2 separate regions of the Homo sapiens genome follow, and region 1 is linked to region 2. Evidence: read pairs that join two places in POLR2A ChIA-PET (ENCODE). Cell type or tissue: HepG2. All regions are shown on one strand. Links, peaks and the distances in the headings refer to the core of each region. The heading gives the core; the rest is flanking DNA.

Region 1 (5,363 bases), core at 298-5,297, 130 kb after region 2:
GGCTTCTTGCTCCCTCCTTCCTTCCCCTTTCCTGCTCTTCTCTGCCTTTTTTTCCCTTTCTTCTTCTTTCCCTTCCTCAACCTCCTTTTTTCTGCCTTCTCCCACCCCTTGTCTTCCTGTTCTTACCTTCTTCTCTTTATTTCCCTAGCCTCCTTCTCACCTTCCCACCTTATAGGGTACCTGTGTTCAGATTCTCTCGTGGGTACTTGCCCTCTTAGACCCTAAAGAGCCAGGCCGTGCATAGCTCATTATGGCGATTTCTTTCCTCCTAGGTGTGAAGGCTGGAGCCAGGCCTGGAGGAACCCCAGGGGCTCCCGCCGGCCAGCCAGGTGCCGATGGGGAGAGCGTGTTCTCCAAGATCCTCCCTGGCGGGGCAGCCGAGCAAGCTGGCAAACTGACGGAAGGTATGCACTGCCTGCAACTGGTCTGTGGTGGGTGGCTACTCTGGTACAGGCTGGGTCTGTGAGATGATTCCAGACTCAGTCACCCAGGCAGAGGCCAGCCAGAGAGCCCACCTGCTGATGCCCAGTTGTTCTCCGGGCAATCTCTGCCCCTTGGGCTGAGCTTGCCTTCACTATGCCAAGTGGCCCTGACTGGGAGGGGTCTGGCCCAATTTCCTGATGGCTCTCTCCTCTTTCTTTGTCACAGCTGTCTCTGCTTTTGGCAAAAAATTTTCCTCATTCTGGTGACCATGCCCAGCATGGTGAGTACAAGCAGCCTGTACCTTGCCTCTTCTGGGAAAGGCCCGAGGCACTGGGGGTGGGGGTGGGGCTCTAAGTCCGAAGGGGTCCTCTGGGAGGAGTCCAGTCTTCGGCTGGTTCAGTACCCAGAGCTGCAATGTTCCCTTCTCTGAATGTGGGAGGAGAAAAAGGAGGGACACTGTGCACAGAGCCCCTACCATGGGGCCAACACAGTAGGGGTCCCCAGCAAAGGAGGGGCCAAAGCCAGGGCCAGTGCCCTGGCTTTCAAACCATCTGCCATCCCCTGCAGGGCTCTCACAGCACTGGGCTGGCACTGGGTTGTAGGTAGGCCTCCAGGGATGCAACTCCTCTCCAGCCCTCCTCTAAATGCTCCACAGGCTCTTGAAGAAATGAAGAGAGGTATCATTGCTGTGGAAAAATCTCTGGAGTCAGAGGCCTGGGCGCAGCTCTGGACTCTGCGTATAACAGTGAGTGTCAGGATCAGGGTGAGATGGGCCGGAGGAGGGGTGAAGGGCCAAGGCCTGGCTGATGACAGCTAGCCAGTTCTGACAAGTGTGAACTGGGAAGGGCCTGTTGGGTTTCCTTCAGCTGCGATGGGCCCAGCAGCCCTCTACCCCGCAGAGGCAGGGGCCACAGAGCTGCCTGAGATGGTGCCAGACAAGTCAGGTGGCACCCTTGGAGAAGAGCCCAGCACGGCTAACTGCACCTCACAACTTGAAGTCTATGTGCTGGGCACTGAGTTCAAAGTCATCCTGAAGGACCTGGTAGTCTGTGGCACCTGTAGGGGAACATGCTTCTTCCCTGATGTCTGCTGCTGGTGCCTTTGCTCCAGCCACTTGGAAGAGATTAGAGTCCCCAAACCCCACAGAGTCACATCTGCAGCTCTGGGAATGAAGTCAAAACACTCCTGGCTTCACAGGCTGAGCTTGTGGCCCACAGGATAGAAGAGTGGAAGGAGTAGAGAGGCAGACAGGAAGGGACATAGAGGAAAGGGAGTCTCAGCCCCAGACTAAGTCAGCTCAGGGAGAGGGCAGAAGGGCCTCAGGATGGGAGCCCTCACCCTGTCTGGGCTGCAGTGGCCAAGGCAGGTTGGGACACCACTTCCTGGAGCCTGTCCTGGCCCTGGCCCTGGCCCTGGCCTTGGCCCTGCCTCTGTGGGAGGAGGAGGAAGTGCATCATCCTGGGTGGGAGGAGAATCACCTGGCTGTTGGTACAGCTCTGTGCACAGCCAGGACCACTGACCATCATCCCATAGCCCTCGGACCCTCCTCTTCTCCCTCCTTGCCCCTTCAGGGTGCTTCTCACGGTGCACAAGCATGTATGTGTTATCCATGGCGGGGCCTGGCGGTCAGTGAGCAGGTCACTTCAAGGGAGCCCTGGGGCTGGCAGATGCTGGGCCCGGGCCAGCACTGGTTGTGGGAGGGAAGGAGCTAGGTGTGATACCTCACAGGCTACCTTTCTCTGGAAAAGCAGTGGGGCCCTGGAAAGGCCCAGGCTTCCGTCCATTTATTCAACAAATGTTTGTCAAGCCCCAGGTATGTGCCAGGCACTCTTCCAGGATCTGGGGATATGGCAGAGAACAAAACCAAGTCCCTGCCCTCTGAAGCTGACAATCCATTAAAGGAGATAGAGAATAAATAAGTTTAAAAATAAAATTCAATTAAAAAGGTACTTTCTGAAAGTGATGAGTGTTATAAAGCCAGAGAAGCAGAGCTATGGAAGCAGTGGGGTCTGCTCTAGACAAAGTGCTCAGAGCAGAAGATATGTGAGGGAAGCTTGAGGGAGGAGGACGACTGCGGTGGGATGAAAAAAGGGGAGGGAACAGCACTGACGGATGATCGGATGCTGGGATGGGACCAGGGACAGGGCAAAGGCCAGTATAGCCAGGGCCACAGTGGAGGGGAGAGGTGGTCAGGGGTAAAGTCCAAGGGGGTGGGAGCCAGCTGGGGTGGGTTGTGCAGGCCAAGTAAGGAGCCTGGAATTTATTCTAATTACAGTAGCCATAGTGCAGCCCTTAGCGTTCTTCCTGCCTTCACCCTCCCACAGCGGGCTTCCTGCGGCTTCCCGCTCAGCTGATGTTTCCTTGGAGTTGCCCTGGAACAGATGTGAAATCACAAGTGGTGCTGAAAGTGGGGGAAGGAGGGACAGCCCATGGCCTGGATTCATGACAGTACCTACCTTGGGTTTGGGGCCAGGGTATGGCTCCTGAGCAGGGAAAGGAAGCACAGACACAGCTTTGTTCTGCGTCCTGCCACATGGTGTGGTTGGGCCACTGAGACCACTGACTTTATAGTTAAAGAAATCTCCCTTGAGTTCTAGCATTCGGCTAATGATTGGGTCAAGTGGACAGTGCTGCCGTGAGTATCCCTCTCCTGAAATTCTTTACGGCAATTTCAGAGATGGGCTTGGAGAGGTTTGCCATTTCAAACCAAATCCCTTCTCCATCACTCTTAAGCCAAAAAAAAAAAAAAAAAAGGAACTTTTGTTACATTAAAAGAAGTGTCCCTTCCTGGCTGACCTGATTCTTCTTTCTTGCTGTCCTCTCTGTGACCTCCAACCTGCCCAAGCACCCATCTCCCCAAGCCTGAGTGGCATGGCACCCCGTGGGTGAGGAGGTGGCCGCTAGCACAGGCAGATGGCTGAGAGGAATGTGAGGGTGAGAAGCAGCTATCTACAATTCTTGACAGAATCCTTTCTTTTCTTCTTTCCTTCCTCCCTCCCTCCTTTTCTCTTTCAAGCATCTACAATCTGGCAAACCCTTGGCCCAAAGACTCACCAGGTGGGACGTGGCAGGCAGGCCTCAGTTGAGGACGTGATGTTTTCTCACAGCAGCTGCCTGGGTGAAGCATCTGCTGGACAAGTCGGACCACTGGCCAGGGGACCTTTGATTGTCTTTCCAGAGATGCTGCTCTCTGCAGGGCACCACCTTCAAGGCACAGCCCTTGTTGGGAGGGAGAACCCTCTCCAGAAACCCTGCCACCATGGTGTCTTGCCGTACTTCCCACAGCCGCCTTTTTGCGGCCTGGCCGGCCAGGCTTCCCGTGCGTTATACACAGAGTTTGGGCACACACTGCCCTCCCTCCGAGATGCCAGAAGTTTTTCCACAGCCTTGGAGAGGGGCTTTGACTGAGGGCTGGGGGCCCTGGGCTCCGTTTCCTTCACATTCCAGCTGGCCCGGATCCCTCTGTGGCACAGGGCCCTGCCCGTCACATGCCCTCTGGGTGACATCGGAGCAGACCTCCATGTGGCCAGGGGTTGGGAGAACTTTACAAACATTAGGACCTAACACTGTCTCATCGCTGAAATAAGAGGCCATAGCACCGAAAAGCAGCGTGGGCGCCGGCTGAGGCTTCTCCCAGCCCGTGGGTGGCAGCGTGCTAGCACACTGCCACCATCTCAAAGCCATCCCCCTAGCCATCGTGAGCATCCCAGCGGCACCGCCATTGTCTCAACCAGCCGGCTCCTCGTCTGTACACCTGGGGATTTCTTTTGATTTCAAGAACAGCCTTAATCATTCCAGTTTGATTTACGTGTATACCTCATAAACATTTTTCTTTTGTTTCTCTCTCCCCCTTTCTCTCTTCTCTTGGCTCACTCCCTTGCCTCTCCCCCTCCACCACCACCTTGTGACTGATGGTTTGGTTTCCTCTCTGCTCTGCCCCTGCTCAGCACAGGGAGAATGTTGACTTAGAAGCAATAGGGGGCAGCAGGCCACCAAGAGCACAACCCCAGGGCGAGGTCTGGGGAGGCCTCCCAGCCCGCCTCTGTTTACTGTGCAATTCCAGTCGTTCTTAAGCCATCACCAGTGGGTGTACTCAGAGCAGAGGGGCCAGGACTTCTGCCAGCCAAGGGAAAGGCCCAGAGCCCTGTGCGGGGGAATGTGGCACTGTCTATCCATCCGGTGGACTGGGCAGCATTCCTCCCCAGGGCTCTTCCCTTGGGGGCCTCCTTTCATCTGGGGCACAGCCACAAGTCTCATCTCTAACGTTCTATGCAATGAAATATAAACCCTCAATGACAACTGTTAATATTTAATAAATTCCATGTTATGTATAAGGAGTTAATTGCAAACATGCAATTGAGAAACTGGATAGATACACTCATAAAACCCCCACCCCTCCCCACCCCACCCCTGCTCCCATTGTGTGTGTGAAATTCTCAGTCTGTGGCATGTTTGACCTGTGGCAGGACTCGCTGCTGCCAGGTGAGTCACCGCCTGTCCTGCAGTGGAGCATGCACAGCTCGCAGCCTCTTTGCACGATTTCATCCATTTTAAATGCTTGACCCTCTTGCTTGGAGTTCTTTTTGCCTCAGAACCTCTCCTTCAGGAGCACTTCTAGCTGACTTCTGCACAAGCTAGTGAGGACCTGCCAGAATTGTTGCCTGAGCGTGCCAGGCTGCAGGGCAGGCAGTAAAAGGCCCCCACATACCCTGCAGTTTTCTCTGTCCAGGACAGCAGGTAAAAAGGAATCCCCAGAGCAGACGCAATGGTAGGAGCCTGCACAGGATGTGTGTGTATGGACATTCTGAAGGTTTGCTGTAGGATATCTGTCTGTCTGTCATTTTCCCTTCCTACCCCAACCCTGAGCCAGAGGCATCTGACAGCCCTTTCCCAGAGGGCACCACGCAAGGGCAGAGCTGGGCGGCATCCACAGCCAGAGA
Region 2 (5,363 bases), core at 144-5,143:
GGAGGCTCCACACTACTTACCTCATTGTAGCCCACAGCCTCGCCTCCCCTTGTTGCCCACAGGTTGAACAAGCTCCTAGGAGAGGCCCTTTCCTAGCTCCCCTAAAGCAAAGAAGGCCCAATTCAAGCATCAGTCTTTCAAGAGTGAGCTTCATTTCTCTATTTCTTTTCTTTTCTTTTTTTTTTTTAGAGACTGAGTCTTGCTCTGTCGCCCAGGCTGGAGTGCAGTGGCACAATCTCAGCTCACTGCAACCTCCGCCTCCTGGGTTCTAGCAATTCTCCTGCCTCAGCCTCCTGAGTAGCTGGGACTACAGGTGCATGCTGCCACGCCTGGCTAATTTTTTGTATTTTAGTAGAGATGGGGTTTCACCATGTGACCCAGGCTGGTCTCGAACTCCTGAGCTCAGGCAGTCCACCCACCTCAGCCTCCCAAAGTCCTAGGATTATAGGCATGAGCCACTGCACTCGGCCTATTTCTTTTTTTCTTTTTTTCTTTTTTTTTTGAAAGTCTTGCTCTATGGCCCAGGCTAGAGTGCAGTGTTGTGATTTTGGCTCACTGCAACCTCTGCCTCCGGGGTTAAGGCGATTCTCATGTCTCAGCCTCCCAAGTAGCTAGGACTACAGGCACGTGCTACCACACCCAGCTAATTTTTGTATTTTTTTTAGTAGAGATGGGGTTTCGCCATCTTGGCTAGGCTGGTTTCGAACTCCTGACCTCAAGTAAGTGATCCTCCCGCCTTGGCCTCCCAAAGCGCTGGGATTTCCTTTTTTTTTTTTTTTTTGAGACGGAGTCTCGCTCTGTCACCCAGGCTGGAGTGCAGTGGTGCCATCTTGGCTCACTGCAACCTCCGCCTCCCAGGTTCAAGCGATTCACCTGCCTCAGCCTCCCAAGTAGCTGGGACTACAGGTGTGTGCCACCACGCCTGGCTCATTTTTTGTATTATTATTATTATTATTATTATTATTATTATTTTGAGATGGAGTCTTGCTCTGTCACCCAGACTGGTGCAGTGGCCCAATCTCAGCTCACTGCAAGCTCCACCTCCTGGGTTCATGCCATTCTCCTGTCTCAGCCTCCCGAGTAGCTGGGACTACAGGTGCCCGCCACCACGCCCGGCTAATTTTTTTGTATTTTTAGTAGAGACGGGGTTTCACCGTTTTAGCCAGGATGGTCTCGATCTCCTGACCTTGTGATCCGCCTGCCTTGGCCTCCCAAAGTGCTGGGATTACAGGCGTGAGCCACCGCGCCTGGCCTGGGATTTCAATATCTTAAAAATCCAAATCCATTGGTGACTCTTTCCCTGTTTTGCTCACCTTCCTCACAACTACCTTGAGGCAAAGTCACTGAGGCCCAGAGAGGGCAAGGGAGTTATTGGTCTGGGTCTTGTGGCTAGTGTGAGGCGTGTTCAGTTCTAAATATGACCCAAACACTTTAGGTTTTATTATTATTATTATTATTATTATTATTATTATTATTATTATTACTACTACTACTATTATTATTTTGAGACAGCGTCTTGCTCTGTCGGCCAGGCTGGAGTGCAGTGGCACCATCTCGGCTCACTGCAACCTCCACTTCCCGGATTCAAGCGATCCTCCTGCCTCAACCTCTGGAGTAGCTGGGATTACAGGCATCCGCCACCACGGCCGGCTAATTTTTGTATTTTTAGTAGAGACAAGGTTTCACCATGTTGGCCAGGCTGGTGTTGAACTCCTGACCTCAGGTGATCCACTCACCTCGGCCTCCCAAAGTGCTGGGATTACAGGCGTGAGCTACCGTGCCCGGCCAGGTTTAATTCTGATGATGAAATTCTGTTCCTGTTGTAGAGCAGCAAAGAATTATTTGAAGCACCTATGGAGAAATGCTGGGTACCATTTCCCTGTGGGGACCCTAGAAGATCTAGAGGAGGTTCGGCAAGAGGTTCAAAGTGGGGGCTCCCATCAGCTGGAGTTCGGGTGCTCCTGCAGGAGGGGCCCTCCTAAGGACAGCCTAGGGCATGGGCAGCATGAAGACCGGGTTGCTGGGGCCCTGGTTAGCCCCACTACCCCCAGTTTTGGTGGCGATTATCCTAGAGTCTCAGTTCGGGTCAGACGAATTGTTCTGTCCATGTCCCTGTGAAGGCTCCGTGTGGCGAGACGCAGGGCCTTGGGCAGGTTCGGGCTGGGGATAGGGAGAGCTCCCAACCTTGGTAGTGGCTCCAGATGCCCCCCAGGTGAGCCCAGCAGAGTGGACTGCCAGGAGCAGCTCTGGGCCGAAGAGGGAGACAGTGTCCGCGGCCTCCCAGGAGGTGGCGCCAGAGGATTAAGTCGCCAGCGGTGGGCGGGGCTGAAGAGTCGGGCTGTGGGCGGGGCTAATAACGCCGCCAGCTCCCGGAAAGCGCTAGCCTCCGGAGGCCGGCCGTGGGTCGAGCTGAGGCCGCTCGGGAGCGGACGAAAATCTCCGGCAGCGCGGGGCCGAGCGGGGCTGTGGGCAGGGCTAAGGCCGTGGGGCCGGCGGGCGGGCGGGGCGAAGCCCGCGAGTAGCCCAACCGCGGGGAGCCAGTCCGAGCGCGGCCGCTAGCTGGTGGTGTAACTAGACTTGTCTTCTCTCCACCACTGCCGCACAGTCCCTGAGGGCATCGGGGCGAGTGTAGCTGCAACTGGGGAGCCTGTGATTCGCCAGTGCCCTTCTCCCTAGGCAAGGGAAGCGAGCAGGCAATAAGAGGGGCGAGTCTGGGGCCCAGGCTTCCGCTACCGAGACCCCAGTCAGCAAACCTTTAATTCAGAGGTGGGGAACCAATAAGGAGCCCTCCTGTGCGTACTCCCTCGCCTTAGCGTTTGCCTGCCTCCAGGCCCCGTGCCCCGCGGAGCCAGCGCGGGACCTGCACACGGTATAGATAGAGCTCAGCGCTTGCAGGGCCTCTCTGTCTCTCCTTCCTCCAGCCAGAGAGCTCCTGAGGGCACCGCCTAAAGGGGGTAGCCTGATAGGGTACTGTGAGATCTGGGAGGGTACTGGATGGAGATGAGGTGCCTCCACTTGTGTGATTGGGTCCCCCTGCTTGGCACTAGAAGCAGACGTGGGATGAGGCTGCTGGCGACTTACTCTTTCCCTGAGTGGGGGTACCCTGAAACCCCAGGAAACACCTTTCCCAAAGCAGTCTTCACAGCTCTAGGCATGCATTGGAACAGCAGGGACATCCAGTTGGGAGCTGGCCAGGGCCAGGGCTGAGGGTGCTGTTGTCTTCTGTCCGCATGGTGTCGCATCCTTAGGCTATAGAGGGCAAAACCAAGTTTGGAGCCTGCCAAAATGGTCCAGAGCTCACGCCAGACCAGCTCCCTTTCTAGGGAATTGGAGCCAGTAGTCTAGGATCACTTCCCACTTCCGTTGCAAAAGGTCTTGAGAGAGGCCGGGCCTAGCGGCTCACGCCTGTAATCCCAGCACTTTGGGAGGCCAAGGCGGGTGGATCACCTGAGGTTAGGAGTTCAAGACCAGCCTGGCCAACATGGTGAAACCCCGTCTCTACTAAAAATGCAAAAACTAGCCAGGTGTGGTGGTGCACACCTGTAGTCCCAGCTACTCGAGAGGCTGGGGCAGAAGAACCGCTTGAACCCGGGAGGTGGAGGTTGCAGTGAGCCGAGATCTCGCCACTGCATTCTAGCCTGGGCGAAACTCTGTCATACAAAAACAAAAACAAAAACAACAAAATCAACGTTCAGTTGGGACTTACTGACATTATAAAACCTAAACAGTTAATTTTCTTCTGCACCGTGGCCTGGCCACAGTACAAACTGGATAATGTCAGTTACTGAGTTACTGGCCGGAAAGTGGCACTTTCAAGCCCCAACTTCAATGCAATCGTTTTTTTTTTTTCTTTTTTTTTTTTTTGAGGCGGAGTCTCGCTCTGTCATCCAGGCTGGAGTGCAGTGGTACAATCTCAGCTCACTGCAACCTCTGCCTTCCAGGGTCAAGAGATTCTTTTGCCTCAGTCTCCCTAGTAGCTGGGATTACAGGTGTGTACCACCACACCCAGCTAGTTTTTTGTATTTTTAGTAGAGATGGGGTTTCGCCATGTTGGCCAGGCTGGTCTCAAACTCCTGACCTCAGGTGATCTGCCCGCCTTGGCCTCCCAAAGTGTTGAGATTACAGGCGTGAGCCACAATGCCCAGCCCAAACAATCTTTTTTTTTTTTTGAGATGGAGTATCGCTCTGTCACCAGGCTGGAGTGCACTCCACAATCTCGGCTCACTGCAACCTCTGCCTCCCAGGTTCAAGCGATTCTCCTGCCTCAGCCTCCCGAGTAGCTGGGGCTACAGGCACGTGCCACCACGCCCAGCTAATTTTTGTATTTTTAGTAGAGAAGGGGATTCACCGTGTTTGCCAGGATGGTCTTGATCTCTTGACTTCATGATCTGCCCACTTCGGCCTCCCAAAGTGCTGGGATTACAGGCATGAGCCACCGCGCTCGGCCCAGCCCGAGCAATCTTAACAATTTCTTACAACAAAATGGCAACTGGTCCGAGGTCCCTTATATCCAAGATTTCATGTATTTACACTCAAAACTTTCCCTCTATCAGTCTTGCTCCCCTCATCAAGTTTTATTGCTAAACGAAAACTCCCAGTCCCCTTTTCACCCCTCCCCTTCAGCCCCTGAAAGGAATTTCAACCCTGCTGAGGAATGTCCACCATATCTCCAGCCCCAGGCTCCCCAAGAGCCGCCAGCACCATTGCCATCTCTCTCATTCCCCTATCCACCTGTCACTCATTCAAAAAACAATCAGGGCTGGGTGCGGTGGCTCATGCCTATAATCCCTGCACTTTGGGAGGCCAAGGCGGGCAGATCACCTGAGGTCAGGAGTTCAAGACCAGCCTGACCAACATGGAGAAACCCCGTCTCTACTAAAAATACAAAATTAGCTGGGCATGGTGGCACATGCCTGTAATCCAAGCAACTTGGGAGGTTGAGGCAGGAGAATCTCTTGAACCCAGGAGGCGGAGGTTGCGGTGAGCCGAGATTGCACCATTGCACTCCAGCCTGAGCAACAAGAGTGAAACTCCATCTCAAAAAAAAAAAAAAAAAAAAAAAAAATCAGACCCCGGCCACCCTTCCCCTTTGCAAAGTAGCTGGGGCAGAAGGCATAGTCAGGGTTCATGTTCCCTTTTCAATCTCAGACATGTCGGAGGTTGAGAGGCTCCTTGGCTCCTTTTCCACTGGCCCATCCCACTTCCAGAAGGAATTTCTTTATATTACTCAGTCACATAACCTTACTTGGCATGACATTTATGTTATCCTGTCAGCCACTCTCACCCTAGATGAGAAAGAGCATATTTGGCTAGCTGCTCAAGCCCATGCCGACACACTTCATCAGCAGGATACAGTCCATAAT

The links. Peaks named below come from ENCODE experiments on the same cell type or tissue, not always from the same donor. Only the 100,000 strongest peaks of a DNase experiment are listed, where the experiment ranks them.
Region 1: POLR2A ChIA-PET joins it to region 2 with 34 read pairs; 29 of 35 experiments call an interaction of 5 or more read pairs at or near these places.

The regions. Positions count from the first base shown.
Region 1 is chr3:49,664,151-49,669,513 of GRCh38, forward strand. It overlaps BSN (bassoon presynaptic cytomatrix protein), which reads left to right. Exons shown (of 12, transcript NM_003458.4): 9 at 273-404; 10 at 649-703; 11 at 1,079-1,168; 12 at 3,440-5,363. The coding sequence ends at 689. Among named protein-coding and RNA genes, the nearest start is that of APEH, 7.5 kb to the right of the region's middle. RefSeq lists a silencer at 2,446-2,740 and an enhancer at 2,446-2,740. In HepG2, for the core only: a CTCF peak has its summit at 4,406 (motif pointing right); DNase peaks (open chromatin) are centred at 1,841, 2,621 and 4,451.
Region 2 is chr3:49,537,544-49,542,906 of GRCh38, forward strand. No RefSeq gene overlaps it. Among named protein-coding and RNA genes, the nearest start is that of BSN-DT, 14 kb to the right of the region's middle. RefSeq lists an enhancer at 1-213 and a silencer at 2,420-2,649. In HepG2, for the core only: CTCF peaks have their summits at 2,294 (motif pointing right) and 3,225; DNase peaks (open chromatin) are centred at 2,508 and 3,248; H3K4me3 peaks cover 1,167 bases.